Linked DNA regions of Mus musculus: regions 1 and 2 are each linked to region 3. A link is a loop called in an ENCODE intact Hi-C map of the cell type or tissue named here. Cell type or tissue: left cerebral cortex. All regions are shown on one strand. Links, peaks and the distances in the headings refer to the core of each region. The heading gives the core; the rest is flanking DNA.

What was found. A loop is a pair of places that touch in the nucleus more often than their neighbours do. Peaks named below come from ENCODE experiments on the same cell type or tissue, not always from the same donor. Only the 100,000 strongest peaks of a DNase experiment are listed, where the experiment ranks them.
Region 1: a loop joins it to region 3, with 2.6 times the contacts of the local background. A loop is called at or near these places in 4 of 42 quality-filtered maps.
Region 2: a loop joins it to region 3, with 2.7 times the contacts of the local background. A loop is called at or near these places in 4 of 42 quality-filtered maps.

The regions. Positions count from the first base shown.
Region 1 is chr2:64,093,026-64,103,522 of GRCm38, reverse strand. It overlaps Fign (fidgetin), which reads left to right and starts at 5,485. Exons shown (of 4, transcript NM_001267846.1): 1 at 5,485-5,681; 2 at 6,459-6,628. In left cerebral cortex, for the core only: CTCF peaks have their summits at 4,730 and 5,440; DNase peaks (open chromatin) are centred at 6,203, 6,396, 6,520, 7,806 and 2 more places; H3K4me3 peaks cover 2,153 bases; H3K27ac peaks cover 1,021 bases.
Region 2 is chr2:64,074,412-64,084,908 of GRCm38, reverse strand. All of the region lies in intron 2 of Fign (fidgetin), which reads left to right. Among named protein-coding and RNA genes, the nearest start is that of Fign, 18 kb to the left of the region's middle. In left cerebral cortex, for the core only: no CTCF peak of the experiment used is centred there; DNase peaks (open chromatin) are centred at 4,853 and 7,387.
Region 3 is chr2:64,849,259-64,859,755 of GRCm38, reverse strand. No RefSeq gene overlaps it. Among named protein-coding and RNA genes, the nearest start is that of Grb14, 170 kb to the left of the region's middle. In left cerebral cortex, for the core only: a CTCF peak has its summit at 5,639 (motif pointing right); DNase peaks (open chromatin) are centred at 5,630 and 6,235.

The DNA.
Region 1 (10,497 bases), core at 1,255-9,254, 760 kb after region 3:
TAGACCTTCTCTTTAAAAATCAAGGAAGCATATCACAGAACATTCTAGAAACAGAGACAGTTTGAGGGACCAGAAAATGTTAGACAAGTACAATAACTTTTCATCTTGTTTGTCCGTTTCTATTTTTGTTAGCTACATCTTCTCGCGGCAGGGTTAAACCCACATAAATCTCTTGCTTACAAACCTTCCAGAACTTCTTGTTACCTATCCATTGAAATGCAGACCTCTTGACTAGTGCTCCACTCCAACTACTCCATAATACATCGGCATTTTTCATTTCCACAGACTTCCCAGGCAATCTGGAGTACCATGTTCCTAGCAAACACCCCACAATCTTTGTATGCTGTTCATCTCCACTCCTTCTACCATGGAATTATTCATTTCTTGTAAACAGTTACAATTCCCAATGTTATATAAGGCATTTGGTTTAAATAAAAAGTGAACAAGGACGCTTGCCTGCCCTCAGGATACTTACACCCTGATGGGAGAGACAGACATAGAGACACTTTTAAACAGATGTGGAGGGACAGAAAGATACAAGTTCTGAGAAGAACCCAAAAGAATCTTCCCTAAATTACATGAGGTAAATGTTGAAAAATCTAAAGGAAGCTGGCCTATAAAAAGGGGAGGGGAAAATTAATTCAAGCAGTGGGCTGAAGAGAAAGAGAGGAGAGAAACGAGATAATGTGTGCGAACCACAGTGGTTTATTCTTTGGAAGATAAATGAGACCACAAAGTCCAGGAAATCTGTCTGCCTCCATGAACAGAAAGCAAACCAACAATCCCCCATCAGAAGTCTTTTGTAAATGCACTTACAGCTTATACTTTGAACCTATATTTATCTGACTTTAGTCATAAAATGTTTTAACATCAGCTTTATTTAAATCTTCTGCAATTTTTAGTATGATAGTTTTAGCCACATTAAGCACTCAGTATCCACCTTCTGCATGGAACTGAGAATCATGTAAACCCAGAGGTTCCAAGCAAACATGGATGCTTCAAATATATGTGAATGAAAAACATACACTATTCTATATTGTCCAAAAAAATGAATCTCTGTGCATCTAAGAAAATATTCAGGTGAACTCTCAATCTAGCATGGGTTGTGGCAGTAAGGATATACATGACACATCCTAACACTGTTTGACAGTGTCTGCATTCAAGTGTAATTCTGAACAATTTCAGTAATTTTACTCAATAAGGTCAAGGTCTACTCTGGCTCCTCATGGGAGAAGGAGGTTATACAAAAACTTCTGAGTCATCTTAGCTGAACTCAAGTGCAGGTAATGATCCTTTAAATAATCTTCAATTTTAAAGATGGATTAAATTTTTGCATAGCAATTTTTAATACCGTAAGACTTACTTAATATAAAACCTAGATTGTCTAGGTTTTATCAGTGGCTACTAAACAGTTTAGAAGGAGATACTAGTTCATCTTATGAAAATGTCTCAAACATTAGTTCCAGATTAAAGTATAGTAGGTAAAAATTAAATTATGTACAGTGTTTTATGATAACTTTATCCCACCAAGATTGGCATTCTGCATAGGATCTAATATTGGCTTTCTTTCCCCCACCTGTGCTTGAGGTCATCTTGCTTTCTTCTCTGTGACATGGACACTCATCTTATGTCCCCATAGTCAGCTCCCCCCTTGGTCTAGAGCAGGTCAGGAGACAGCCATCTGCAAAGCCACATCAGGTATCTCCCTGGTTATTGTCTCAGTTTTCACTTTTGTCATTGCTTGCCCCCCCACCATGCAATGAGGAGCTGGGGTAGGGGCTGGGAGTAGGGGTTGGGGATCTGGTGGGGCGAGGCATAAAACTCTCTTTCAGGTTGGGAGACCCACGCTCGCTCACATATGTGGTAGATCACACACTTGTCCTTAAAAAGAACAAGAGTTAGGTCCATTTCCTTCTAATTTTCTCAAAAAGCTCTAGCCAGGATGTACCATGTAGGAAGACTCTGTGTGAAAACCTATTTCTTGTTCAGCCCAGGCTGGCCTCAAACTTGTGATCCTCCTGCATCTTTCAGCAAATTCTACCAGCAGAGAATGGCCTTGGAGTGCATCAATGGGAGGTGAGGCCCTTGGTCCTGGGAAGGTTAGATGCCCCAGTGTAGGGGAATGTCAGTGTGGGGAGGGAGGAGCAGGTGGGTGGGTGGTGGTGGAACACCCTCATAGAAGCAGGGGTGAGGGTGGGATAGAGGGTTTCCAGAGGGGGAACCAGGAAAGGAGATAACATTTGAAATGTAAATAAAGAAAATATCCAATAAAAGAACAAAACAAAACAAAACAAAACAAAACCCCCAAAACCACAGCTTCTTATGTGGTTTTGAACATCTCATGGTTTCAAAAGTAAAGATGAAGGCCAGAGAGTGGCAAGCACAACAGAAAAACCTAGTTGCTATTTCTTCCTGAATTACCTGTTGCCTTGACTAGTAAATCAATCTGTTTTAACCCTCAATTCCTAGTCCTTTGTTTTAGCAAGAAAAAATATTCTGTAATACTTAGTACAGAGAACAAAAGCAGTTGCACCCAGACAAGACCTGTAAACTTTCATGATGAATGGGAATGGGTTATGATGACCATTACAATGTTATTTATTCTTAGTGCATAACTGAAGAGATGGCTATAAAAAAATGTAAACCTGGCACACAAAGCCATAGCCATTGTGAAAAGAATTATTAATTTAACATAAAGTGATTGGCAAAAAGCAGCTTTTGCTTATACATAAGAGTGAAAGTTAGAAATCCTTCAGTGGCAAACCCTCTGTGGATATTACTCCACAGTGTGCGTGCATTTAGGTGAGACCCTTTTCCTCTGAGCTACATTAGATGTTATACAATTTAAAACTGTAAGTATATGCAGTACTCTGTCGCTACCTTTTTAACGACTTCACGGTTAAATTATATCCACTGGTAGGTCCAACAATGGATTTAATAATATTTCAATGAATACATAAGAAAATTGGAAGAAGTGCTTGCTATTATCTATGAATGAACTTTTTCTCATCACACCTTCTCCTTCCCCCTTTAAGGATAAGGGTTATTTTCTTTTAGATTTTGTTAGTGAATTGTCTTAAGTCTTGTATTTGTGTTGTTTGGTGGCTAGTGAATGCACACACACACACACACACACACACACACACACACACTCACACACACATACACACACACACACACACACACACACACACAGACACACACACACAGACACACACACACACACACACACACACACACACACACACACACACACACACATGTTCAGTATTCTGAGCTAGACCACGAACTCTAATTTCAGTCTTAGGGATTTAGTGTTGAAGGTTGATTAGCTCTTCTGTCTGATTTTTTTTTCACCGACAAGGACAGAGCAGTCTTGCTTGACTGGCACAGAGCATCTATAGATGTACAGACGTCTTCCGCGTGTCACATCACAAATGGGTAATAAACGAAATTAAAAGAGATTTGAAGATTTAGAAAGTCCTCTACACATTCTCTAACAGCGAGTCACAGTTTCCTACAGTTATTTCTTCGTAGTAAAACCCAATGGGCAACTTTTCTTAGTATTGGTTTAAAAGCTGTCTCCTAAAATGTAGAGTCTCCGTATTCTCTGTTGCCTCAGAATACAGTTCTTCTGCTTCGTTTCCAATCCTAGTTAAAAAAAAAAAATCCAGAAATCTATTCTAAATAGAAATCTAATTCTTAACAAACATTATTTTTGATATCCAGTTCTCTTTTCTTTTTAATTGTCATCTGCCCAGATTTAACCATTTAATTTATTGTGATAAGTGCATCTATTGAGATGCAAGAAAATCTCAAATGAAGAAAGAAATGAATTTCTAAGTATATGTTTGGCCTTTTATGAGAGCTGGAGTTTTGTCTATTAAAGCTCCAGCCTAGAAGCTAGCAGACATACGGACAGACATGCGGACAGTGAGGAAGGACATTCTTCCTAAACAAGTGTATTTTCTGCTCCAACCTTCAAAGTAACATTTTCAGCTAGATGGCCTCCTGGTCGAATACATAATTTGCCTCTTGCATTCTCAGCTTAGTTGAAATATAGAGGACTGGACATCCAGCAGGCCAAAGTATAAACTCACCATTTATCTATTAAAGTCATATTTAATGAAAATGAAGAGAAATTATTGCCCAACTCTCTCTTTCTCTCATTACAATTCCTTAAGAACTTTGCCGGGCACATTATCTCGTAGACATCATGATCAAATGTTATTGTTTGCTTTATTATCTCAGTTGGATGGTTGGCTAGTCTAGGATGAAATAGGTTGAAGGCAATCCTCTCAGCCCAGAAGTCTGAATGAGGTTCCCATTCAAATGATCCTGATTGTTTGGGGGTGGGGCGGGGTGATTAGTAAACCAACTGAGCTTACACTGCATAGTAAGCGTCTGGATGCAGCACATTTACATCTAACAAGAGACCCCAGAAAACGTGTGTGTGTTTCTTAAACCTTATGTTGCGAACAAAAGGCTATCTCAGCCACAGACAATCAGCACGGCACTGCTCCCTGGGATGCGAGCCACACACTCAACTGCACATTTCATTCTTCCTCAGCTCCCAGCACCACAAAGCCCCGACTCTCTTCCTTCTCCTGGGTCCCCAGATTGCTCCATAGCGGGGGGCTGGGAAAGCTGAAGCCCCAGGTCTCTGCCTGCGCACCAACAGCCCTCACCGTGGGCCCCCGGGCGCTGCTCTCCCCTGCCCGAGCCGCCTGGGGGAGGTAGGGAGGGGAGCCGGGGGAGCTTGAGAGGGGACCGCACACCTAGATACTTAGGGTTTTTATTTATTCCCGGGGAGGTGGAGGCGGTGAAGTGGGTTCAAGCTGATCTGCCTCCCCAACTTGCCTCTCCCTAGCAGATAAAGTCATTTTCGGACTGGTGCGGGGAGCCTCGGGGATAGGGGACGTCCCGGCTCCACGTCCCGGTCCCCGTCCCGTGCGCGCAGCAGCAGGGAGGGCTGGCCAGGCTACGGTGGTGACCGGAGGACCGGGGAGGGGCCCTCAGGGACGCGCGATCGCGCGTGGACAGCGGGGCTCGCTTCCCCCGGGGGCGTCGCTCCCCGCGCGCGGGCTGGGCCGGGCTCCGCGTCCCCGCGCGCCGGCATGACCTCGGGGCCCCCTCCGGGCCGCGGGAGCGCAGCTGTGAGGCTGGGCGGCCGCCGAGGCCCGGGCCGTGTAACATGACCCGGCGGCCGGCCATTGCGCCCTCCCTGTCCGCCCGCGGCCGGGCGCCGCTCGCCGCCTCCCGCCTCCGCTCCCCCTGCAGTCCCGGCCCGCGCCGCCGCTCCCTCCCGGGGCTCCCGGCCCGCCGCGCTCCAACGCCCGCCTCTCGCCACTGCCTCCCGACGCCCGGCCGCGCGGCCGCCTGCGTCTCTTTCTCCCTCTCTCCTTTGAAAACTGATCTTTGGCTCTTAGTGTGAAAGTGATTTGAATTTGGCTCGGCGGCGCTCTGCGCCTGCGCTCAGCCTCTGGCATGCTGGCTCCTTCCAAGCAGCTGTTTTGGGTTTGAAATTCCAACATGGCAGAGGCTGCAGTCCGTCTTCCCTTCAAAAACTTGGAATGATTTCAAATCATAGGCACCTTCACTTAACCCTAGCTTCCATTCATCAGCAAACACATCGGATCGATGCTACGCTAACCTATCGGGAGCTCGCTCTGCGCGTCCAGGTAAGGAGAGCTTCGTAGTTTTTTACCATCTGTTTAAATTTTTTGTTTTTGTTTTATTTTTAAAGAATATAGATAGATCCAAGACCTGTAGTGAGAAGAGGTCTCAGAGTTGTGCCGTAAACAGTAAATTTAATTTGCATTCGTTTCTATTTTGTACGCCAACCTGCTGTCTAATTTCTCTGTACAAAGTAGCCCTGAAACATTATGATGCATATTTCTGCAGCTTAATCGTTATAACAATAGTATGGGATTAAGAGTTCGTGACTGCAAGAATCTCGCTTTTCGCGATATTGGGCTTACTCACTACTATCTTTTTACCTCAAAAAATAAAAAAAATAAAATAAGAAAGCGGAGCCATAGGGTGGGGCTAGACTTTCTTCGGGAACTAACTTCTAAGTAAATAAGAAGTGTAAATAAGAATCTTGCACACACACAAAAAGTTGAGGTTAAATTACAATCTCGTGGCTGGGGGATCGAGAAAAATGTCAGAGGATCGGTTGCAGAAAACTGTAAGCACATCATGCGGGAGGGGGTACAGCGTGGTGGGCGTATTGTTGGCAAGGAACGGGAGAGAAAGATGTATAATTTAATGGTATATACAATCCACTGATCCTATTACCGTCCTCCCCGGAGCTCTTGTTAGTTTCAATGGGAGTGAGTGAAATTGACATGGACTTGTATTCCCGGTCATGTGCTTTTTTTCCTTTCTTTCTTCTCCTGTGATCTGAGATCCCCTTTTTGTTGATGTTGCTTTCCCCCTTAATTATATGCATGTAGGTTAAATGAATACCTGACGAAAGGGCCCACGTTTCAAGGCAGTGACATTTGATAGCTGAGAGGAAAAGTGGCTTTAATGAAAAGCAACCTTTGGAATTCCTGCTTGTGAGAAATCCAATTCAGCTTTTTGTGCTACCAGCAAGAAATGATCAGTAGCACCAGTGTTTATGGTATGTCAGTTTTGGAATTTACTTCCTTTGCATTTAAATAGGGAAGACAAATTAAATAGCATGATAAAAACCATTGGAGGCTGCTTGGGAACCAGATGCTCATGATGTCCAATTCTTTTTAAACATGTCTATGTCTGTTTATTTTAATCTGTCACTGTGCTTTTTTTTTTTTTTTTGTATTTGCTTTCACTTCTTTATGCATTTCAGTTTTTATTAATATGTTATTTGCGGACACTTTCATTGGCTTTAGCTCTAATCTTGAAGTTGCATGTTTCTATTAATGCTCTCAACAGGGGTGAAGTCAAATGGTATGTAAATTAGTTAAACTCGGGGTGGGATTTTTGTTGTTGTTGTTGTTTTGGGGTGGGGGTTAGGTGGATGGAGAGGGTGGGAGTGTGGGGCAAAGACTGCTAAGTAATGAAAGTGTTTATACATATATCCATATATATGTACACACACAGGACTGGATGGAATTTTCTTTTTCTCCCAACCCCAACCTTTTAATGGAATTTGACTGTTTGCTCCCTTGATTGCACTTTATGGAGTATTCGGTTCTTCTGTGTGGATTTTCCGCCGTTTGGGTGAGTGGGTGATGGCGTATCTTTTACATGAAAGTAAGATATATATGTGTATAATTTTTATCACTCCAGTTTTAACATCTTGTAAGAAAGACTGGTAGTTTTCTTTTTTTCTTTTTTCTTTTCCCCCTTGCCATTCACTTGTCTGCCTGTCAGAGCTTTTTACTTTTAACCTGTGATAGAATTAAATAATCAGGAACTGAAAATGACTTTATTTGTAATCACTCTTTCCTCTTTCTCTCTTTTTCTTTCTTTCTTTTTTTTTTTAAAGTCAGTTAAATGGAGTGAGAGGGGTTTTCAATAGCTCTAGTGGCTGTGCTATTGGTACACTTTGTGATATTCAATTAAGTCTAAGAGGGGACAACAAGAAGAAGATGGGAAAGTATTTTGCATGACCAAAGAATATGTGCACTTTAAACTGGTTCTTGTTGTTGGTACACTTTCCCCCATGCCATGGGTTTCTCTTGAAAAGAGGGAAAGCAGGGAAGAGGAATAAAAGAGACGAGAGAGGGTCAAAGCTGCCAGGCGTCTGTAGTGTGGCCCTGGTCAGTGCTTTCTCATAACACAAATGAGAATACTGGGGAAGGGACCTCAGGACTGGAGGCGCGACATGCACTTCTGCCTGGGCTCTGCTGACTATAGGACTAAACACACACTACACTTGCAGGATAGGAAGGATTTGATTGGATTTTGCATTTGGAACTTGTTGACTTTGAATCGATCAATAAGAAGACTGTTTATTTTAGATGCACATAATTTGCCCTGAGAAATGTTTTAAGGAGGAGAGAGAGCACAGCTTGCTTGCTTGCTTGCTTTCTTTCTTTCTTTCTTTCTTTCTTTCTTTCTTTCTTTCTTTTTTTTTTTCTTTTCCCCTGGAGCTGTTGGAGCGAATGGGATTGCCAGATGGGCGATTTCCCTCTGTGATGTTAAAGCTGTAATATATATTCAGAGCAGATTGGGCTGCTGCCTGTGATCAGGCGGATATTACATTTATAAATTTTAAATCGGACCTCGGACAATGTGCTGAGAGCAGAAATTGGGTGGTTTGACTGTTCACCGTATTGATACTTAAACATGGTTTCTGGATAGAGGCAATACGCATTATTGCAATAATCAGTAAAAACACGCACAGGCAACAGTACCATCGGAGGCATGGGACAGTGAATTTAAGTATGTTAATTGCTCCTAGACTTGCTTTTGCTTAGTATTAAGTAATACTCACATGATTTCTTTCTCCGTGGGTTTAAACGCTGGATGTGCAAATGATGTTTAGAAGTCTTGTTATCACTCACTGGAATCTGATAGTGTGTGTGTGTATGTGTGTGTGTGTGTGTGTGTGTGTGTGTGTGTGTGTGTACATATACATGGATGTGTCTAGAAAGCAGACACGTGTGTATGCATTAAAGGGTACTAGTGGTTTCTATTTTCTCTCACTTTGATTGTTTTTAGATTTGTGTTTTTTTCTTTTATCTCAAATGTGTGGCCTAAAGGAAACGGAGCCAGAAACCTGAAAGGCTACAAAGTGGGCAAGTGCCCACACTCCGCAGCTTTGCTGCTGCAAATTAAAAGTGTGTTGTGGTCAGGAAATGAAAGCTACAATGTCTCTTTTGAACAAGTCATTTATCAAGAGAAACATCTATCAGGGACTGACTTGTCACATTGATCCTCTAAAAGTTAGGTCCGAGGTGGAAGCTGCTTTGATGTTTTTGATCCTAAATTTAATACAACAGGGGGGGGGGGGAAGATATTTTGAGCAATATAGATTTTTAAAAAAATGTTTGCTGGGACCAACAGGATCTATTTGTTAGTATGTTAGTGTTGTACTGTGTGTGAAGTTTTCTAGCTGTCACAATCGGTAAAGGCCTTAGAGGGAAATCACAGGCTTTATAAATTGAAGGTTGTTCAATTATACATTTATAATATCTTAAGTTATGGGTCCTGATTCTTCTTGACTGATATGGGCATTTTGAAAAGGGATTTTTTTGCAAGGAAAATTATTTTGAAAGAGTGTTGGGAATAATATTGAGAGTCAGCAGTTTTTATTCATTTAAATTTAAGTTCTTTCTTCTCTTTTATTCTGGTTTCTGGTTTTCATTGTAATCATGACAAATTAACTTTTATTTGGCAAAACACTCAATTTTTTTTCTTTTAAACTCTGGCCCCAAATGTGCTTGAATGTACCATTGCTATTGTGTATTAATTTTTGCATGTGGTTGGTTGTCCATGTAAACTACAGACTTATGAGTCTTTTGGAATCTCAGTTTGGAGTCTCAAGACTACCACATTAAATGTGACAAATTTTCCTGAATATAGTGCGTGCATTATACTAAATTTAAAAATATTGTTAAAACAATGACCTGTTTCTTTCCAAAATATTTTGTAAAGGCAGCTAAAAGCAGTTTGCTTTATTTTTGGAAGCAAAGATAGAAAAGTGTTTTTTTGTTGTTTGGTTTTTTTTTTTTTGAAATAGAGTTTTTGGATACCTGTCTTACAGTGCTGGTGGCCACTTGTTCTTTCGTGTACTCGATTAAATAAGCCAGCAAGAGTGTGCTGGGAGTTTTCAGGAGTGCAATTCTTGCTAATTAATCATGTCTGAAATGAAAGAATCATAGCTGGGTAATACAATCTCATTGTGTTCCTGGGAGAGGGTGAGACTTCTGTTTGGAAGCTGTACATGTGAGTAGACCTGCTTTGCTTTTCTCCTGAATAGAGAGTTTAGAGGGTCTTTGGAATTACTTGAAGAAACACTAAAAAAATCTCAGGTCCTTAAAACAGCATCAGATTCCTTCTGAGTACAAACAATCTATCTCTCTCTCTCTCTCTCTCTCTCTCTCTCTCTCTCTCTCTCTCTCTTATTTAAGACACCTGCAGTTGAGCTTCTAGCAGAAAATCATTTTTGTTGTTGCTGATTTTACTGTTAGGAACTTTGGATCGCGTTTTGTGGGCCGTTGCTTCTGAAGGACATGCAAGAGAGTAGAAATTTCATTAATTATCTTCAGCTAGCACAAGCATGTGGTCAGAGCGCAGAGAGCGGCAGCCTCTGAGTCCACAGAGACAATCTGCACCACTGTCTGCTCTTCTAATGTAGTTTGAAAATTCAGCATCCTGCAAGAAGTGCACCATTTCCTCACTGGTAAATTATTTTCTTCCCCTACCTCCAAGGTGTCATACTTTAGATGTTACTTTCTTGCCTGGGTTATGTAGAGAGGCGGATGCAGAAAGTTTGCAATGGTTTTCCTGGGTTTTCATTTCCAGGTGAAGGTGGGCTCTGAAGTCCCCTGTTTCTGTCAG
Region 2 (10,497 bases), core at 1,109-9,108, 770 kb after region 3:
GCATTCACTAATCTTTCTTTTAAAAATAAGATGTTAGATTTAAAAATGGTGGAGAATATTAAAATTGTATACTTCAATTTAAACAACAAAATTTCATTTATTTATCTTCAAATTAGTGTACAAAGTAATGTGTCTTATATGATAGTTTATGTCTGCATCATTTTCCTTGGCTTCAGTTTCTTAGCCACAAGCCATATTTTTTCCTGTGTTCTCTACATACTACATAATTACCAAACAGAGGAGACATAACCCTGAAAATAGTTCTGTAATTATACATGTGAAGAGAAGCTTACAACCAATTCTGTTTTTACTTTGCTGGAGAGGAAACGTTTAGATTATCCCATTAGAACCACATCCTGATGCTACCTTTAAAATCCCACAAAACATAGTTCTCTTCACTACTTTGATTAAAGGCTAGTAGCGTCTCTCCCTTTTTAATGTTTTTTTTTTCCTTGTGAATTTGGAGTCAGAAAATTTGAGGGAACAGAACTATAAAATATTAGAATTTGGGACTTTCTGTAAGCTTTTAGCCACCCTAGGTTTTCCAGTCTTTGGTTGAGCAAAGGAAATCATCAACACCCTAGAGGTTAGTTTCTCGTTTCTCTTTCCTCTGCTTACTATAGAGTATAAATTTGTGCCCTGTACTCAGAGCTTTGTACTGTGGGGATATGACAGTACCCGGGCGCTAAGGCGTGAGACACTAACTGGCTGACCTACTCTTGGTATGCTGATTTTAACTTGCAGCCAATCTGTAGTTTGTAAATGTCTTTGGTTAACATTTTCATTGGTGCTGTTTTTGTTCTGTTTAATGTCTGACAGTATTAATTTATTTTGCACTAAACACTGGGCTGCAAAGAATTTAGCTGCAAGTCCACCCATTGACCTCTCTCTTCCAGTGGCTCAAATGCTTCACCAGTTGAGCATGTGTGTTTGGAGCCAGCTTCATTCTAAATCTGCTTACTAGTCTCATAGCAAATGAAATTACAAATTTTTCTAACGGAATTTCAACTTAACTGAATGGTGAAATTGTAATGGATCAGTAAATTTGTGCTTTTAGAACACAAACAAAAGATGTGCTAGAGAGAATTACTTGTTCACCTTGCTCCAGAAAAGTGCCTATTAAAAGAGAACAAAATCTACTTTATTGTCATTCTTTGAAATACACATCTTTAAAAGAAGCCTGTACCTTTTCTGAAAACTCACTCTGTCTCTTCTAACTTGGGCTTTTCAGAGATGAAGAGTTCCAGACGCTAGCTTAACACTTCATGTGGAAATCTGGAGGGGTCTCATGTACTCTAGGTGGAAGAAAATGTCTGCAATGTAGCTGCTGAACCTGGATTATTATAAAGCAGTGGCCCTGAGTGACAGAGGACAAATGTTGCTTCGTTAATTGCATTGCAAACACAGAACCTTCAGCAAACGGGTTTTACAATAAAGGACAGTACTTTATTGGGAGAGTCAAAAAGACTGTGAAACAATGTGATCAAAGTGGCAGTACTGTTTCCACAGTTGGTCAGCTGTGGTGGGCTATTTCCTTAACTCGGTTCTGCTAGCTTTCTGGAACCACTCAATAAATTTTAAGCCAGTTAACTTGCTAAAATAGACATTCAAATCTACCAGATATTAAAGATTGAGTTGTAAAGGTTTGTGATGGTAGCTGGCCAATATGCAAACTAAATCAAGGAAAGGTTTAAGAGGGCTGGCTTCTGCTTCGGCTTGATTTATAAACAGGGAGTTAAGGGCTTCTAAATGAAGTGAATAAGCATCCACACAAAATCTTTGCACTAAAAATGCTACCCATTTTTCCTTTAGAGTTTTAATAGGGGGAAGTTGAAAGATGCTGCTGAGAGGGTCCTGTTATAAGTTAGTGACCACAAAATGTGAGCCTGACTCACTCGTCAATGGTTTATTTTAATTTTAGCCATGATTCAAACTATTAACCTCTGTTTTCTAGTAGTTCAGGAGCTTTATCAACTTGTGTTTTGGGGAGTCATTTTCTTTCTCAAATATTCTTACTATTCATACAACAAATAACATTATACAATGTTATGTTTTAGACATGGAAATGTTGAAGAATGTGAAACTGAATTTGCCCTAAAATCTGACATAAAGCATAGTTATGTCATAACTCTCTCTCTCTCTCTCTCTCTCTCTCTCTCTCTCTCTCTCTCTCTGTGTGTGTGTGTGTGTGTGTGTGTGTGTGTGTGTTCCTGAATGTCTTCCGCAGAGAAACCTGTAATATATGTCAACACTGAACACTCCTTCATTCTGAGTCAGCAGCCAGCTGGTAACTTCATGCAGATATCATCTGAGTGAACCAATTTAAATCTCCTCTCGTTCTTGTCTAAGTGGCTCATGCCTTTCCCTGATGTGGTACCTCTCTGTCCCTTGGGAGTTAGGTTTGGAATGACATTCATTTGAAGTCTCGGTAAGCAAGATTTATGAGAAATAAAAACCGAAACTGACAATGGACATTAAGAAACCATTTAAGATAGGTTAAATATGTATGTTAGGGAAATGCTCTATGACAGAGCTACATCCCCAGTCGCAAGGATGCTTTTAATTGATACTGTTATTGAGAACCAATCAAACAAACAACAATTCTATGTACATGGTCTTCTCCTAACGCTTACTTGCTCTGAGTGGATGGCCACATTCATATACATACCATGCATGGCCCTACCGTAGTCATATTTTGAAGTCATTAACTTATCTTTTGGTGCCAGTCTTTGCCCAGGGCTTAGTTTAGCCATGCATACGTCCTTGAAGAAATGTAACATCTTTCACAAGATTTTGTCCCAGTGAAATCAGATACCAGTTTTTATTGCAGAACCAAGCCTGCAAATGTTTGTCTTTAGAGACAGTTTTAATAGAAAGAATAAGGTGTAAATCATTTAAGCAATTACCTGTACTGCGTGGTTGCAGGGCTTGGGTTGTCCTGGAGCCTCAGATGTTTCCAGATTCTAATAATAACCCAGACCAGATATTTACAGCTTAATTTTCTGTGCATGTGCACTTGTCCAGAATGGCTCCCATTTTCTGTTAGGAAGCTGGGCTACTTAGAAACCAAAAGAAAAATTAAAAGAAAAATTTAAAAAGTGATTTTATTGTTAAGGATGACAAACATGGATTTTTTTTTAATGTTGCCTCTAGAAACTGTGACAACTTGAAACATGAAAATGCTAAATTCTAGACTATCATCTTTACACATAGAACTAAGATAAATTTTTCAAATAGCTTTTCCCATTATGGAGTGGGAGAGCCACAGAGTTGTATTTAACTGTGAAATCCTACACAATCTAAGGGATTCTGTATTTTGTTTATAGTGCATCTTCTGGCGCTGGTTGAGTTATCACGCAAGCTGCTAGTTTTCTTTGCATCACTACCTCAGAGTTTTTCTTCTTTCTAGAAACTAAACAAATTGAAAATAATGATTGGTTGGCCATCTGCTGTGCAGAGATTTCACAGATAGCAGTTAACTCTATTTTATAAAACAAGACCAAATGAGTGAGTTATACTGTTACCAGCAAATAGCAAGCAGCAGAGTAATTCCCTTGAACAAAGTGGGGAGACAGGGAGACAGCATTTCATTATGGGGAATCAGTTGAATGTGCTTTGAGGCTGGGTATTAACAAATATTTACAGCTTTACAGTTCTCTCTGTGTCTCATTCTCTCTCTGTCTCTCTCTGTTTCTGACTTTGGCTCTCTTTTTCTCTCTGTCTCTCACTCACTCTCTTTCTCTCTTGTGTGTGTGTGTGTGTGTGTGTGTGTGTATCACATGTGTGATGAACACCATTGTTTCTATTCTCAGCCTTACAACTTTAGTCTAGACAATAGAGTGTGTATATGTAAACTAATCAATGCAGTCACATCATGAAAATCTTTTTGTTTAAGAATTAAAGTTGCACTTCATAAAGTTGGGCAGAAGACTAGACTCGGGGGAAGTATGGAGGCTGCAGTTTAGAACCCTCGTCTTCTCAGTGGACTGGGTGTTAATGACTGGTGGTTTGCCAGTGTAACTTGAAATCATTTTCTCATCTAAGTCTCTATCCCCAAAAATACCTTAACTGGAAATCGGATTGAACTTATGTCAAAAGGAGGTCGACAGGATATAAATATTCATATAGTTGCTCTGGAAGTGTGAGTACTCTCTGTAGCACACACAAATAGACAGAGGTAAGAGGCTGTAAAGACTGGATTCAGACACGCCAGGTAAAAGGATGGATTTTATAGTTAATTTTACAGTTATCCACATTGTTTATGCTCACCCAGTCTCTGTGTTCTATACATATGTTGATTAGATCAATATACTTGCATACTCAAAGCGTTTATCTCTTCTCTTTCTAACTTTCACTTATTTGATACTGGGATTTTGCCATACAGCAAGAAAAGTTGTTTGAAACGGGCACTATATTGAGTTCAAAGGACCCATACAGTTCATAAATTCTCTGGTGTCTACTGGATTTTTCATCAGGGAGACTTCCAATAAAAATGATCTATTTTAGAAATAATATTGTTTAGTAGGTTGAAATGTGGTGTAATAAAATTAGACCTTCAGTCTTCTAAAGTTACTACTTAGATGGCACCCTTGGGATGGTAAAATGGCTGTATAAGCAGATGAATCAGACGGTCCCACTGATGGGTGCATTTGTCAGTCTCTGTTACAGATATAATATATTCTCATATCTGTAATCCTGACACTGTTACATCCAAATGAAATCAACATGAGGTTGTCATCTTTAAGCAAATATGTTAAGTGTTGTCTTTTGTGCTTTGGATTTAAAAGAAAGGGGCCCAGGGGAGGCAGCATCATGCAAATGGAACAAATCCCATTTCTTCTGAGCTGTGCTGTCTCTCCCCTCCATGGCAGCTGGCTGTGTTATCTTTGTGTGTTTCTCTGAGTGCTGACAATCCTTTCAGTGATCTAAGTTAGGGCACATTAGAAAGTGGAAGCAGCTGTCTGTCGCTATACTGAGAGACGTGTTTGCTCTACTGCAAAGATGAAGGACCATGCATCCCTGACACACTCTCCCCCCTCCTCCCTCCCCCAGCCCCCTCCCCCCCCCCTCGTACTTTCCAACATGATCAACATTCAGACGCACAGATTGTCTGCTTGGACAGTTTTTTGTTCTGACTGACAGCATCTGGCATAGACAAATTTAAAAATACATAGCATTCCATGCTTGGGCTCAGAGCATCCCTTCTTTATTAATCTTCTCATTTAAACCATTCATTTACATTTCAAGAAAGGTTACAGCTTGATATGGTTGAAATGTTGATTTTTTTCTTTAAATGAATAATAACCTTCTAATGAAATGTCTTGAATGAGCACCAAACCGCTAGTGTTCATTAAAAATTACACCCGATTAACAGGGCCTTGAGAGCCTGAGAGGGAAGGGATTTCTTATTGTTTTAATCCACCGTGCAGCCCAGTGTTTACCTTTCTGGCACAAAGCGAGTAGAAATAATGCCTGTTTTGCAACACTTCTGATATCGAACATAACTATGATATCGCCCTTAAGCCCACAAAACCCTTGGCCTTGTTTAATCAGCTTTTTCTCCTCCCTCTTAGAACCCCCAGAGGTGTTTTTAAACATTTTTTTAAACATTATCAAAATATATCCTTCTCAAATCCGTTCTTTCCTTGTCCCACCCCTTCCCTCTAATACTATGTCTCTAACTCCAGAATTTTTTTGAAGGGGGAGGGTATGTTTTCATGGGGAGAATTGGAGAACACTTAGATGAAATCCTCTCCCTGGCCTCAGGAGAGCAGAGATGCATCTGTTTGTTTGCATTACTTAGTAATAAGACACACCACTGTAGAACTCTTTCTATGATTCCCATACCCCTGCCCACATCACAGATCCTGTCCATTCACACTCCCTCAGCAGTCTCAGTACATGCCTCTCTCAAACACCTGTAAAATTAGCTTGAATATTGGGCGCATTGGTCACCCTGCAGACACGGAGGCCAGGAGTGGGGTAGCTTGGGTAAAGGAAAGTCTTCCTTTTATCACACAGGTTGGATTTTTCCTATCACTGCAGATTTCAGCAGAGTGTGACTATGGCAGTTGTAAGGGCTATTTGCAGGGAATGGTGATACAGAGTTACAGTCCAAGATAAACACATTTATTCAAGTACTGGGTTGTACTTAATTCAAAGCAAATGGGTAACAAGGAAACCGTGAACTTCAGGAGAGCTTAATAAACAATTGTAAGTAGTTGGAGGGATTTAAAAAAAAAAATCACATGCAAGAGGTTATTTTCTGTACGATGAATTTTTGACCAATTTCATAAAACAATAGAAGTTGAATAATGATGAAGAGAGATTATGCATCAAAGCATGTTTACATTAGTTTATATTGTAAAAAAATGGCATGCTTTCTCCATGAAATGTGTGTATACACACACACATATATTTCTTAATTTTTCTTAATTGTTATTATGAACTCTTTTATTTTTGAGAACTTATTTTACTTAAACTAGGTGTGTCATGAAAATCAGTACGTCTAGCTTTTCCTAGCCTGCCATTTAGTAAAGTCCTTCCATGTCTATAAATTTAAAGTAGACATTATTTGGCCATCTCTCTCTCTTTTTTTCTCTCTGTTCTTATTCTTTTGATTTCTTCCCCCACCACATAACAGTGATGAGAAATGAAATCTGAGTAGATAAGGGCCAGTGTTTTGACTGCTAATAAATGTTTTACAACCCACATTTTAAATATAAATTACTTCTTTTCCTTTTTTTTTTTTTAATGAACACCTTTGAAAGGTTGTGCCAGTGTGTATCTGTAAGCAGACTGGGAATGTGTTAGAGTACACAATTCCCTGGAGGACGAAGCCAGGTTTAGCAGGAATGCTTTTAATCTGGACTTGTAGAGGATTCAGGAGCATCCACAGATCTGCTCCAGTAATTACCATACCCCAAGTGGCACTGGGAGAGACATTTGCCTAAAAACTTGATGTCTTCATTACACTGTTTACATTTTAATTAGAAACATGAAAATTACTGATTCATACAGACAACTATAGTTTAAGTGGTTTCGTTCACCATCCAATAAATCATAAAAAAATTCCCTACAGTTGGCATAAATAGTTTACTAGGAATCATTCATGGGAATAATGTGTTGGCACTATAAGCTGCTTAAAATATGTTTTTATTTTACCAGAGGTAGAATTTGCATATAAATTAGAGAATGGCATTTTAAGTTGACAGTCATTTATGCAGAATACCACCCACATGCAAATACATGTATGGGTGCATGCCTATTCTTACTTTGAGTTTATAGGTTTTCCGGTATTGTGGCTACAGACACGTACTCATCACAGCCTACGAGTTTAAAAACTGCATGCTGTCTTCATGGAAAGTCCTTTCCAAAGGCTGGTGGCTGCTCTAAATATGGATAGACACAAATACAACTTTTGTGTGCTGAGCAGTATGACTTTGCAAGAGGGACCGTGTTTATTTCTGGGTGTCTGGGAATGGAGTTGCTGGTCCACTTGCTCATTTGTGCCTCTCGGCTCGCTCCTCCTCTCACTTCTGCATAGCCTGTCAGTGCTGTTGTTCTAGAACCTGCTCTCACTTAGGACTGTGGCTGGACTGAAGCAAGGTGGCTGTCAGAGCCCATCCCTGGGTCAACAGCACAGCCATTGCTTGACTTCTGTGACAGTAGCTCTCAGCCAGTTTTTCCATCCCCAGGGGACAGGTGACCTCTTCATCAGCAAGGAGGAATGACCCTTCCATGTGGCATGTTTCAAATCCTGGATCTCTCCGCACAGTGTTTGAGTTCGAATCTCATCCCCCACCCCCCACCTAGAGCTGGAGTACTGAGGCACTCTATGAGCCCACGTGTAGGATTTTCCTCATAACTGCAGACTCCTGTCCTTCCTTCTCTTCCCTACCTACCCTAAACCCTTTAGCACTGACAGATAGTATGCAAAAATGAATCCAGACTAGCCTCAGACATTAAAAGCCACTTTCCTTTGCTCTATCTTTGTTAGAAAGTTATTGGTCATGGATGAAGGAGGCTCTGTGATTATTTTTTATTTGTTTATTGCTGCTTGGCTGAGGAACAGCACCCAGTGAGCGAACACATACATTATTGCACTGGAAAATTCACATTTTCAGCCTGGTTTATTTTTCATCTTAGACCCATGAGCCATGAGTGAAAGTGAATTTCCAAAGTATGAGATAGGAAGCCCGTCGGTAGGAGCCCACTGGAAATGACACAGTAATCACTGTTTAATCTTCTGACTGTAAACAGGTAACTTGGGCTACCTGCATGGAGCGATTTCTTGGGATCGAAGGGCATAAGAACAATCCTCAGAAGTGTCCACGGACAGGAAACAGCATTTCACTTGGATATCTTCTGAGTTGTCTTTTCAAAGGTGGAGGCCTCTTCCAAAGCTTGAAGATGCTAAGGAGTGCCTCTCTGTTCATTTTTGTGTGTTTTAGACTTTAATGGAAAGTCACTGGGATCCTTTCCATGGTAACAGAAGGAATAAGGTCTGTCTAGATAATCAGACTAGGGCGTCTGAACGAGTTATTAGTGTTGAGCAGGCAGAGTTCCTAAGCAGGTCTGCTAGGCGAACAGTAAGCCCATGGGCACCTGCACCTTGCTTTTGCTTGCATTGCTTCTTTGGGGTATAAGAGCTCGCGGGGCCCTTATTAGTTCTCTGCACCTCCTAGATGAGATTAGACACAATAGTGGACATCTGTACGAACAGAAACATGCTGTTCACTTGTACACACAGCAAGATTCTCAGAGTTCTGTGCAGCCTGGGAAATCCTGTCTGCTTTATGCAGGGTGGCCCGGAATGGTTCTGTAGTGAGAGAGTGCTGGCTGCTGGCCAGACATTGACTAGGAAATCTTGGGTACCTGAGAGCTTATCAGTTCTTTTGCTTTGTAAAAGAAAAAAAAAAGTGATGAAAATGTTGGTAAACTGCCATGAAGGTTTAAGCCTGCTGGAACAAGGAGCCGTGTAATCAGATTGGAAAATGGAGCTGGAAGATCTCTGCATGGAGAGGAGCCGTCTGTGGACCCCGTGAGCCTCTGTGCGAGTGCCCGAGCTGACCACTTTGTTAGCAAATCAGCTTGTTTGCTACTGCAGCAGGGTGGTAAGGACCAGAGCTTGTGATGGTATGTAACGGAGGGAGAGAGAGAATTCTTGCATGGCACAATCTAATCAGCTTGCAATTAGCTCAGACCCTACAGTCGCCTTCCTAATTTCCCTCCCCACCCCCTTTGTAGTAATGCTGTGTACTTTAAACAATTAAGTGAGGGAAAGAATCCTTCAAGCAAATCAAAGCCGCCCTTTAATTTCATCACACTGATGAAAAAGTATCAGGTGGTCCACTGGTCTTCATAAGGAGCTAGAAAATCTCTGGCTCACTGTAGCATAGAGCTCTTCCCAACTGATGTTTAGGGTAATCTTTCAGTGCTCTTGGCATGGTGGGTGAGAAAACGGTACATCATTTTGACTAGAATGGAAGTTAAAATCGATGCGAATCTGGATTGAAAACCCTTTTGGCTTGTAGATAGCGTATTTGTTTTCTGCTTTCAGTAACTAGAGGCAGGCTATGTACACGTGTGTTAAAGGCAGCGGTCTGCATCTGCTAAGTATAAAATCATCTGCACGGTCTGCATCTGCTAAATATAAAATCATCATCTGCACTGCTGTTTGCTTAAGCATCTCTGCACAGATCCTCCCGGAGCTCTGATGACATCGCCACTTGTCCCTCATGCTACCGCATCTCCCTTACCAATCAGGACTCGCTAAGGTTGAAAAGAACAGGGCTATCATTGCTGACCATGTGTGTTGCTAGTTAATCCCTTAAAATAAAATTCAGATCCTCCATGGGGGAGGAGAGAAGAACAGAGCACCGGATTTACGAAATCAGCTCGAGAGTTTTATATTTCCCTCCTTCAAGGACAGTAACTGTGACGCTGCTTAAGCAAGGCACCCATTTACTGAAACAAAAAACAAACCATCTTGAAAACAAAAACAAACAGACCAACAGTTTTCTGGCACTGCCTATCCGTTCGTTCTCTTCCTAAAAGCGTTTGTCAATGTGCATGAACCCCTCTGACCAGTTAGATTTATTGCACGTTCCTCTGTCGGGAGGTAGAAACAGGCAGCCTTTTACCAGTGTTTAATGAGCTTGAAGAGCTGTTAGGACTGGCTTGCAGTGGCTCTTGGAGAGTGCACTGGAATGTTTCAGGCAGTTTACCTCTGAAATTTAGTCAATTCTTCTCTGAAAGTTGAATGTGGTCATGATAGGAACCCAGTGATAATAATTTTATTTGATTACAAGGGTGTCATTGTCTGCAACATAGTAAATTCTTTTTTCTTCTTAGAAAAAATTTTGAAGTCTCTTCAGTTTGATTTTTGAAAAGAAGCAGAAACTTGGAACTTATAGCCAAAGTCTTTGCATTGAGCATTTTCTCATCTGGCAAACAATTACAAGGTTTAATTGTTCATGTGTTACTACTCGGGCT
Region 3 (10,497 bases), core at 1,566-9,565:
GGATAGTCAGATATACCCACAGGGAGTGTCAGTGGTCAAAATGCTTCCATTGCCAGAAGGTAGTCTGAAAATGGTCTGGAAATTCAATACCGCATTGACCCTACATTGTAGACAGGATCCACAGCCAGTTTCTCAACTGTATGGGAAGTTTTAAAAAGAATGATTAAAAATATACAAATTTAAAGAATATATTTCAAACTCACTTTTTGTTTGAAATAACTTTAATTGTGTTAGTTTAAATGAAATACATTGCAAAATGCAATCATTTTCTTATAGGTGAAGTGTTTTTAAAATTTTTTAATAATTTTTATAAAACATGTAAAAATAATAAAAAATTAAAATTAAAGTTAACTAATATTTATATTGGTATAAATATAGATGAATGTTATCTACATTACTTCCCCAAATTCTTATCACACAATCAACATTCTATTATAAGCACATAACTAGTGATATAATTTTTATTATTTTTAAAAATAGTTATCAGTGGATTAGAAATGATAATGGGTATGATTTCTAAGTAAACAGATTATAGCAGTTCACCAAATGCCATGTAAGTGTGTTTGTGTTGCCTTTTATTCAGAGAACTGCCAGCTTATTTTTGTTAAAACACACATCAATTTCACACTGCATAACTCTTAGGCCCATGCCATTGGTATCGTTAGTCTAAATCACCTGAAGAGGACAACTTTGTTAGCCTATGGTTGGAATAAGGCTAAACATTTTAGATTTCCAAGTGATAAAAAGCAACACAAATTGGAATGCTCTTAGCTTGGGGAAGTAGACATTTCTTGTGGCTTTTGTCCTTACAGTCTCATAAATTACAAACACACTTTAAAATGGTTTCCTAGCTTTAAACCATGGCCCTGACTTTGTGCATGTTAGATCTCTGACTTGTAAAATGATTTCATTTGAAGGATAACTTGTATCCTATTACTGTAGTAAGTGTTACACATATGTGCATAATTCCTGTGTGGGCAAACATGCACACCGAAAGATGTAATTTCTACATTTCCTTTGGTGAATAAAACACGAGATATAAATTGGCTCTGTTTGGAGAAGCCAGCGCTAAGATATTGGCATGAAATTTATGATAATTTGGTCTAATAATGTAGAGAAACCATAGAACCATTCTTCAGTAATGCCGAGGCTAAAAGCTGGAGAAACATAGAGCCATCCTGCAGTGATGCTGAGGGTAAAAGTCTTCTATGTGCTTCACACACAGCGGCTTGCTGATTTTTATTTATTGATTTTAATTGATTAATTAGTTTTCAGGCACGTTCTAGACTCAGCTCACGTTTCTCAGCCCCAGATATCTGATGACGTTTTTTAAGTGCAAATTTTGTTTGTTTAGATTTCACCAATGCCTGGGAATGATAATAAATGATGAAATTTTCCATACTGGCTGACAGGTTTGTTCTTTTGTTTTGTGATTTTTCATGTAGGAGTTACTTCTTAGGGAAGTTAAGGCATCATAACTTGTTAATTATTATATAAATCCATTAAGACCTATTCATAAGATCTCCATGAGAAAACAGTGCCTATCTGTCTGTGGTAGGATATATTCTGGTACAACATGAGTTAACTCATAGACACAGAAATGTGGTGGCTTAAATGTTCCATTGGGTCTGTCCTACCTTGGACCCTATTCTATTTTAAGATATACTATGCTATGCAATAAAATAATTTATCTGATATGAGTCTGCTCAGGGACATTGTGGATACTAGCAGTAAACACAATGATGCTTGCATATAGTGAACTCATTTGTGTTGGACATATGCAAAGTGCCAGGAACTGGGCTAGGCACCTCATTAGATGCGTGAAAGCTGCTAAGTCTATTCTGCATTCTATATTCATCACAAGGATTCTAGTATTTTTTGTGCCTTTTTATGAACGAAGACTCCATTTTCTAATTTGGCCAAACCAGCTGGGAAATTAGAATGTACCTTAAAAATAACACAAGGTACAGAACAAAATTTGCATAAGGACTGAGCTCACGAGGGTTTAAGGACTAAAAAGTACGAGGGGAAAAAATTGCTTGTTGACTAGCTCATAATTGTAACCTGGTAGTAATTGTCCTAAAGCAGAATTTTCAGTTAAAATTATACAGGCTCCAAGAGGAGAGGGCGTGACTTTATCTTGTTTAGAGTTGTTTATCCAGCTCCAAGCACACAATAGGTGCCTGCCCTGTAAATATGCACTACATTCGTGCATAAAGAGATATATTCTTCTTAGTTTCCATCTTTACAATGGTGTAAGTTAATTAAGCATTAATCTAAATGCCTTTTAATTGCTGTTTCTTAGTGCTGGGCATTGTATCTGGGGTCTTATTCGTGTACATCATGCATTTTAGCAAAGAGCTACATCCTTAGACTGTTCAAACAGTTTTGCTTCCAGACAGGGTCTCACTAAATTACTTAGGTAGTGTTGGAGGCAATCCTTCTGCCTCATCTTTGTGAGGAGCCTGGGATTACAGACTTGTACCACTCAGTCTGGCTATGGTATGATTTCAGTAGCAGAGCATTCAATTTCAAGCAGACAAAAATGAATGAATTCTTTGATTACTCACCCCCTCTCCCATAACAGAAAGTCAAGATTTAGGTTCCTTAAATTGAAGACCCTCTAATTTGCACTGCTTCCAATCTACTCAGCCTTCCAGGCTGGTTTTGATCCTAGCTGATTATTTCTACCTTGGCTGTGGACTCATACAAACTTACAGTTTTAATTTATAGATATTCATTTTAAATTCTATTGCTTTGAAACAAAGGCCATCACCATTTTTAAATTGAAAAAGGTATATGGGTGGGACAGCAGAAATCACCTTCTCACCTAGATATTACTCATTTTTTTTTACTTTTACTGATTGTAAATATTTGCTAAAATAAAAAATTAGAAGGAAAAAGAAAATAACCTTTTCCCTCCCAATACACTTTCCCCCCTTTTCTGAAAGCTGAAAGCATTTTGTTTTCTAGAGCTTTATAAAGTTCAACACATAAAAGGTTAGGAGCCTGCCTTTTTTCTGTCGTATACATCTTTGAAAAATTGGTTTATGAAGAGTCATACATCATGTAGCCAGACGTATGGGAATAGTTAAAGATTAAGGTAAATAGACAAATTGGACTGCTTTAAATCATTTTCCTGGTTTCAGTGTTATGAAAGAGCTTATGAACAAAAGCTGACGTTAAGCAATCACAATGGGCTCTTCTATATGTTGTAGACACTGGTAAAGACTTTACTGTCAGGGAGTGCCGCATCACCAATACGTACATCAATTTGATCGGTGTCCAGATCTCAAAAATGTTACCTTGTCAAACCATAACCTTTCCCAAGTCTCTCATTTGTCATTGTTTTGTAGATTATATCATTTATTTTACATTACCTGTATCGGAAAGCATGAATCATGGATTATAAGATTTTTTTTATTACATATTGGTTTGTTTTTGTTTTTCAAAATAGAATTAATAGTGAGGCATTTATGTTCAAAAAAGGATAATCGAATATTTTGGAAGCAAGTTGGATTTCCTATAACTTTACCTAGAGAGACCTTTTGTTTGCTTTTTGCTTTAAAAAAGATTTTTCAGAACCATCAGTAGAACATTTTTAAAATAAATTCAGTAAATATATTGAACTTTTCAGGCTATCTGAAGCACTAAGCAGCGTGTGGAGAGATGCTGCCTGCTAGACTTGAAGGTAGGTCCCAGGAACGCGCACAGCAGCCTGGTCGTAAAACCTTGCTCTTCTGGAAATGGATCAGGCATCTTTAATGTCCACACAGAAGGGGAACTATTTGCCATTTTGTGGTCTCATTTGAAAGACCCCTACATGGTAACTGCATGGAACTCACTTTGTCTACTCAGAGAGGAGACGGCTTTGTAGCGCTCATACTCGCAAATCTAAGAAACTCTGTGAATATATGCCTTCATATTCATGCAGCACAAATCCCTTCCTTAAAAATAATAAAAAAAATAACAAAGTCTATGATCATCAGGTTGATGTAGATAAGACTCCATTAACTTTTCATCGTTATCACAGCTGGCGTATCAAAGTGCAAATGTCCGTGGGGTGAGCGCGCTTCCCCTGGTGTCGGTGCCAAGGCAGATGAAGATCTTTTACATACCCCTTTGTTGGTTTGCCTTTTTTAATGTTTGTACTTGATTTCAGAACCACTGATGGTAAAAAAAAATGTCATTTAAGATGACTGTAAGTATTGGCTCACAGATACGCGTGCCTAACTTATTAGACATCCAGTGCGCAGCGTTGTCTGCATTCCGCGGAGAGTGGTAGGAAAAAGAGAAACCCCTAGGAAATATTGGCCAATGATTTTTCAATGCTTGATCTAACTCTGTGTGAGACAATGAAGAATTGTTAACTTTCCTAGAGAATGACCATTTAAAAATGCATAATTTTATTATCTTTCTATTTTTATTTTTATTGCTTTTGCTAGAAAGATATATAAGAAATAATCTAGTAAACTTTGGGGGAACCTCAGGATGCAGAGGTGGGGAGTGTTTTTTTTTTCTTTAGGAAATTTGGGTGTAAAATAGAAAAATGTATTTTGATGAAATCCTAGTATTTCGGTGGGCAGCATCTCTCTCCTGGATCAAGTGGGTACCTGTAGCTACTTGGTTTTTTTTTTATTACTTCCTTCTTATGTCTCTGAGCACAAGACTTCCTGAGTCTGTCCACTTTGCTTCATTTGAAGATTTTTCTTCCTCTTTGTTCCCTCCTTAGGCCAGATGAGCTAAACAGTGCTTCAATTATGAACATAGTTTATAGCTGTATAAAGTCTTAGTATAAATTTGTGGTTTCTCATTCCTTCATTGAACAATTAGTCCACCAACCCAGGAAGCTACACTCCTCATTTGAAATGGAATGCACACCTTCTCTGTGCCTGCTACTCTCTTCTTCACGAGTCTCCATTAAAATTCAACCAAATCCACCACATTGTGTATTCCATTTTAAAATTTTTCTTGTTTTTTTTTTCCCCCGGGGGGGGCGGGGGCGGGGTCAGGCTTCTTTTAGTCAAATGGGGCGGGGCATCTTTTTTGTGAAATGAAGAAAACCAAGAGAAACCAAAAGTGATAAATGCATCATTTGAAGGGCTGCTCTTTGGGTTGCCTTTACAATTGGTTCTTTATTAAATCGTATGATATTAATTAAACATTTGGATGCAAGGTAAAGGTTTTTTTTTCTCCCACTGTTACTGGAAACAATGTAAATTCCACACTCCTTGTACATTAAGGCACCAAATGGGCAATGACCTTCCTTCTTTAGATGCTGTCATTGGTTAAGACTTCCCTAGGTATTCCAGAAATTCAGACAATGAAAATATATCCCGAAATATCCATAAAATTTGACAATGTATCATTGTAGTAATACTGTAATAAAACTAATGCTCTATTATAACTTTAAAAAATTGTAGATCACTTAACAATTTTCTGGTATGGTTGGTCACAGAATGATATTAAAGCATTTCTAAGTTTAAGAGCACATTTAGGTCATTTGCAATGATAGATATACGTTTTAAAGTTCCTTAATGTTGGCTCTAAAGCAAGTGTCAATGAGCTTGAACTGCTCACAAACGACTTATCTGCCTTTCCACGATGTTGTAAAGCGGTGGGCACTAGAGGGCGCTCTTAGCACTGCTACTAGCAAAAAGGCAGCTAAACTTGTTCTTTTAAATCAGTACTATCAAGATTCAAAAAGGCTTCGAGTGAAACACTATATTGTTATTAGTTTGTGACATTGGTCCCTATGATTGTCATCAGCACAACTTCCAAAACAAGTCTCCAAAACAGTAATACAAACTAAGGCTTCACGGCTTGACAATTTGTTGGTATAACCACGTTCCCCACTTCCTTTACGTTTTAATACCCTCCCCTCTGCATTTGCACGCTGGGGATGCCTTTTTGCAAGTGGTAAGGAAAATGGGTGCATCTGACAATTAATATCCTTGTTTGAATTTAAAGCCACATGGTCACAGTTTTTTTTCTTTCTTTTTTTCCCCCCATTATTATTATTTAAATGTGCAGACAGGCTGCAGTCTGTGACATTTGTGAGAGACGAAGGAGCGTTCAAAGATACATGTAAAAGATTCTTATGTTGAAAAATGTTGTTTTATACGAAAATGGAAGAATCTGGTCCCGTCTGCCAGCCCCCGTAGTTATTTATAAAGGCGTCATTGGTAGTTGCCTCTCATAGACCTTCTCGGCTTCCCCGCAGGCATGATCAGACTCAAGCAGGCGGCTATTTCCCTTAATTTCCCACAGCAAGCCAGTAATGCTTATGATTATTGTGAAGTCAGGAAAAGTTTAGTTTCATCAAGTGACATGTAGTGATACAATTAGTTACTTAAGCGCTTCTCATAAAACCTTCCACCATGGAACCTGGTTTGTCAGCTGCAGCTAAATATTAGCATCTCATATTAAACACCAGCAGAAAGCCGCCTTCTTGGAAGGCTCAGCTGACAGCTCTCAACGCGAGCTGAGTGATCACTCTCAATTGTAATCGATTGTGTAAGTACTGAACACAAACCCCCAGGCAATTGAAGAAAATAGGATGATGAAGGACTGCAAACTAATATGTTACACATCTTCATTGATTAGACATTGATTAACCATTATTTTCCTCAATGACAAACAGCCAGTGGTGAAGTAACTGAGACCTGTGATTTATTTACACCTCAGACACAGATGAGTTCTTTATTCAGCTGATTGTGAGCTAATGCTGAAGCAGGAGGCAGCGACAGTTTGACAAACCAGGCTTCTCTCTCTCTCTCTCTCTCTCTCTCTCTCTCTCTCTCTCTCTCTCTCTCTTCCTCCCTGACAGAGCAGTCTTCCTAGGTTTCTGGCTTATTCCTATTAGAAATAAATTTAACTAGATTTCAAAATGATCAGCCCAATTTTCAAAACAGGGATAACGTGTTCATGTGATAGAACTGCATCTAAAGGGAAGATCATTTTATAGACTTGGTATTTACAAGCATATTGATCAGTGTTTATTGAACTTTTAATTTAATTCTCTCTTCTCTTCAGTGCCTTATTGGCAATTACATACAATTTCAGAATGAGAGGAATTAGAGTCTGTTGCTTAATTTATTTTTATTTTTTTTATGAATCCCATTGCTTCAGAACTATGTAGGTGTATTGATATATGATGTATGGGAGCAACAATTTTATAATTTGAATAATCTAAGTTTATATCAAACTGAGATATTATGGATAATCCTGGATTTATGTGACAAAGTCTTATAGCAGAACAGTGAAAAAAATCTTAACTTTATTTCAGTAGATCCCCTGGGAAGACTTGATCCTGACATTTAGCACAGTCACCAAAGAAAACAGGACACACATTAGGTCATAACAAGTGAAGCTGAATTATACTGAGACAGGTATTCTGTTTCTTTCTAGAGTTTTCTGTGCATTTTGAAGATTTGTAGGAAATATTATTTACAAGCTGGTAGTTAAGATGTATTGTCATTTTGCAACAAAATGGGTAAGATAAGGATTTTCAATGCTCAAGAAAGCGCAATTTGCTTCTACATTGGTTTTTATTGTATATCAGCATTAATTCATGTTCATTTAAATGTTACAGATGTGCGGTATAGCTAGTCTGTTAACAAAGGAGTCACTATGTAAGAGTTGTTCTGAGAAAGTAAAGTCTGTGAATTAAGATTAATAACTACAGTACCTGTCCAAAAGGAGAAGAGAAATTCCTAACCATTTATTACCAGGGTTATGAGTCATTTTTAACATTTATGTGATTTAGGCAAATATAAATTAGCAAGCCAGATCATTTAAATTAATATAGACAGTCAACACTACTCTGACTAATGACTTATTAGAAATGTAATTGTGAAATCTCATTGTCTTTTACCTTTTAATGTAATTTTAACACTAGGACAATAATTGTGACCTGTTCTATGTGGACATGAACAATGTTATAATAAATACACGAATATGTTTTTCTTCATGTAACTTTTGCTTGTTTCACTGAAGTGTGTGGGCCTTTGTATACATGAATATGTACGCAAGCCTCTCAATTAAATATCTGCTGTATCGTCGAGGATTTTAACAATGGGATGAACAGGAAATGTGTGCAATTCCACTTCTTCTAAAAATTTTTGACACCTGGACACCTGATTTACTTATTCAAGAAGCCCAGCTGGACTTTAAAGGAAATTGATGTCTGTGTTAGCTGAGGAAGACCATCCAGAGATCACACATGGCTCCATCCTTTCCAAAGACGCCTACCATCAGCCGGGCTCACTGAGTCATCCTTAGTTGAAAGCAAATCAGTGGGCAGACGCTAATGATAAATCACCTGCTTGGCGTTACTTTTGAGGGCTGATGTAAGTTCCCCCTTAGCTCTACACAGTGCTCAGAACTGAAGGAAGGGAGTGTTGATTGGCCAGTGGAGCATGAAGAAAGAACAAATGAAAAACCATTCAACAGCCCTGTCCCAGAGGGAGACTGGAACCCCAGAAAGAAGCCTAATAGTGTGCTGTTCCCTTGTCCATCAGCACGCAGGTGAGGGCAGCTCATCAGGGGGCTGTGTGCAAATGTGAAAATCAGAAACCTGTAGTGTTGCAAAGGTGCAGGGGAATGTGAGGGCTTCTATAGCAACTTCCTTCTCTGGAAATAAAAGGCATCTCCTTGGCGTTAGCTCTTTCTCTGTATGTGTGTGTTTGTATCTATGTGTTTGTGTGTGTATGGGTATGTGTGTCCGTGTATGCGCACACATGCATGAGAGTGTGTACACACATGGCACATGAACTTCTCCGCCCAGCTTCTTCAAGCATATTTAATATCTTTACATTTTTAAGTGAAAATGGAGCTGTCAATTTTAAACTAATTTGGATGGACAGCAATAAAATGCAAAGCTCACTTCAAATTAGAATTTTCAGTGAGGATTTCTAATGGAAAGTAATTGCTGACAATAGGAAATGACAAATTACTAATTACTTAGTTCAATTAGACTTTTGTGCCTTTGGTCCTAAGTGGCAAGCATACAGCAAATCTTGCACTTTTATAACAATTAATGACACTAAAACTATTCAAACTGCCAACAGATGTGAGTAAGAAGACATGAATAGAAACTTACTTAATTTACATACTATCCCTATTCTATATCAAGTAAATGGTGTTTGAATTTTTATGCTACAATTAAATATTACTGGTACAGTGCAGTTTTCACAGAGTTTCACAGGGCAAAATATAGCTGTGCAGAAGCTGCCTAGCGTTAAGGAGCCCCATTCTTCATCCTGGCAATATTTCTCAACAGTTTCTTGGAGTATAGATTTCTGCCTTCACTGTTTTGGGGCTGGGGCTTCCTTCTTAAACAGCGGGGCTCCTGTAGTTTGTTTTGTCTGCTTCTTTATTGTCTGTTCTGTTCATCTTTCACTGCCCTGTGCTCTAATTTGAATTCGCATATTTCCTGTATCCTTCCTTTCTTGTAAGACTGATTCAAAGGTGGTTTACTGAAAATACTTGTCTAAAGAGTTTGGTTCCCTTCGTGGTCTCTGTACTGATGACTCCTGGCTAGAGCGAGAAGACTATTCAGTTTGGCACTTCCAGTGTTGTCATGGTTGGTGGTTTTGTTTGTTTGTTTGTTTTGTTTTTGCTTTTGCTTTCTTTTGCTTGTTTCGTTTCTTTTTCTTCTTTTTTATTTTTTTGTAATTTTGATTTTGCAAATATGGGACTAAACATATTCTCAGTTAATCAGGAAGATTTTTGTTTCCTCTGCAGGTCAGAAGGCGAGGAGAATATTGTAGATGCATTTGGAATTCAGAAGGGGGTGGGATCCAATTAAGTTTGTGATGGTCAATTTCCCTATTAAGGTTTGAATATATTCATGCTGCTTTCAAGTCACGTGAAGAAGTTAATTTTCTGTGCAATGGAAGCAACACTGCTGATCAGTATCGAGGCAAAGTCACCTGGCATCTTGTGTTTGCAGTGTAAAGAAAATGCTTCTACGCAACTAATCTAGCCATAAAAATAAACATAAAGGATGTAATAGGATCACAAAACACATAACAACAATCAAGACAGGAACAATTAAGATTTTCGGATCATAGAAAATCGAAGAAAGAAGTGGGTCAAATGTAGAAATGCAAACTGGCTGTTGCAGAATTTGTCTCTGGGAATATCTTGTTTGTAAGAGTCTCTGTAAGTCACTGTGCCTAAGCAGTAGGCACTAGAGTACCTTCCCCCATGTGTAGAAATGACCAGAAATAACTCATTGAAATGAAATACACTTCAATCTTCTAATTATAACTCGTGGTTTGAGATGGGATGCATTTGGAGTCATATTCTTATTGTGAGTTACATGCAACCAGTTAGTTCTCCAGCAGACAAGGGAAAATCTAAATGTCTTGTTTTATCAGATGGATGCTGGGAACTGGAGAAGGCCCCTGAGATTTAAGAGGAAACAAATTACAAGTGCTTTCTTGAAGAATTTTGCTTGATGTTTAGAGGGCTTTCCCCCTGACTTCTGAG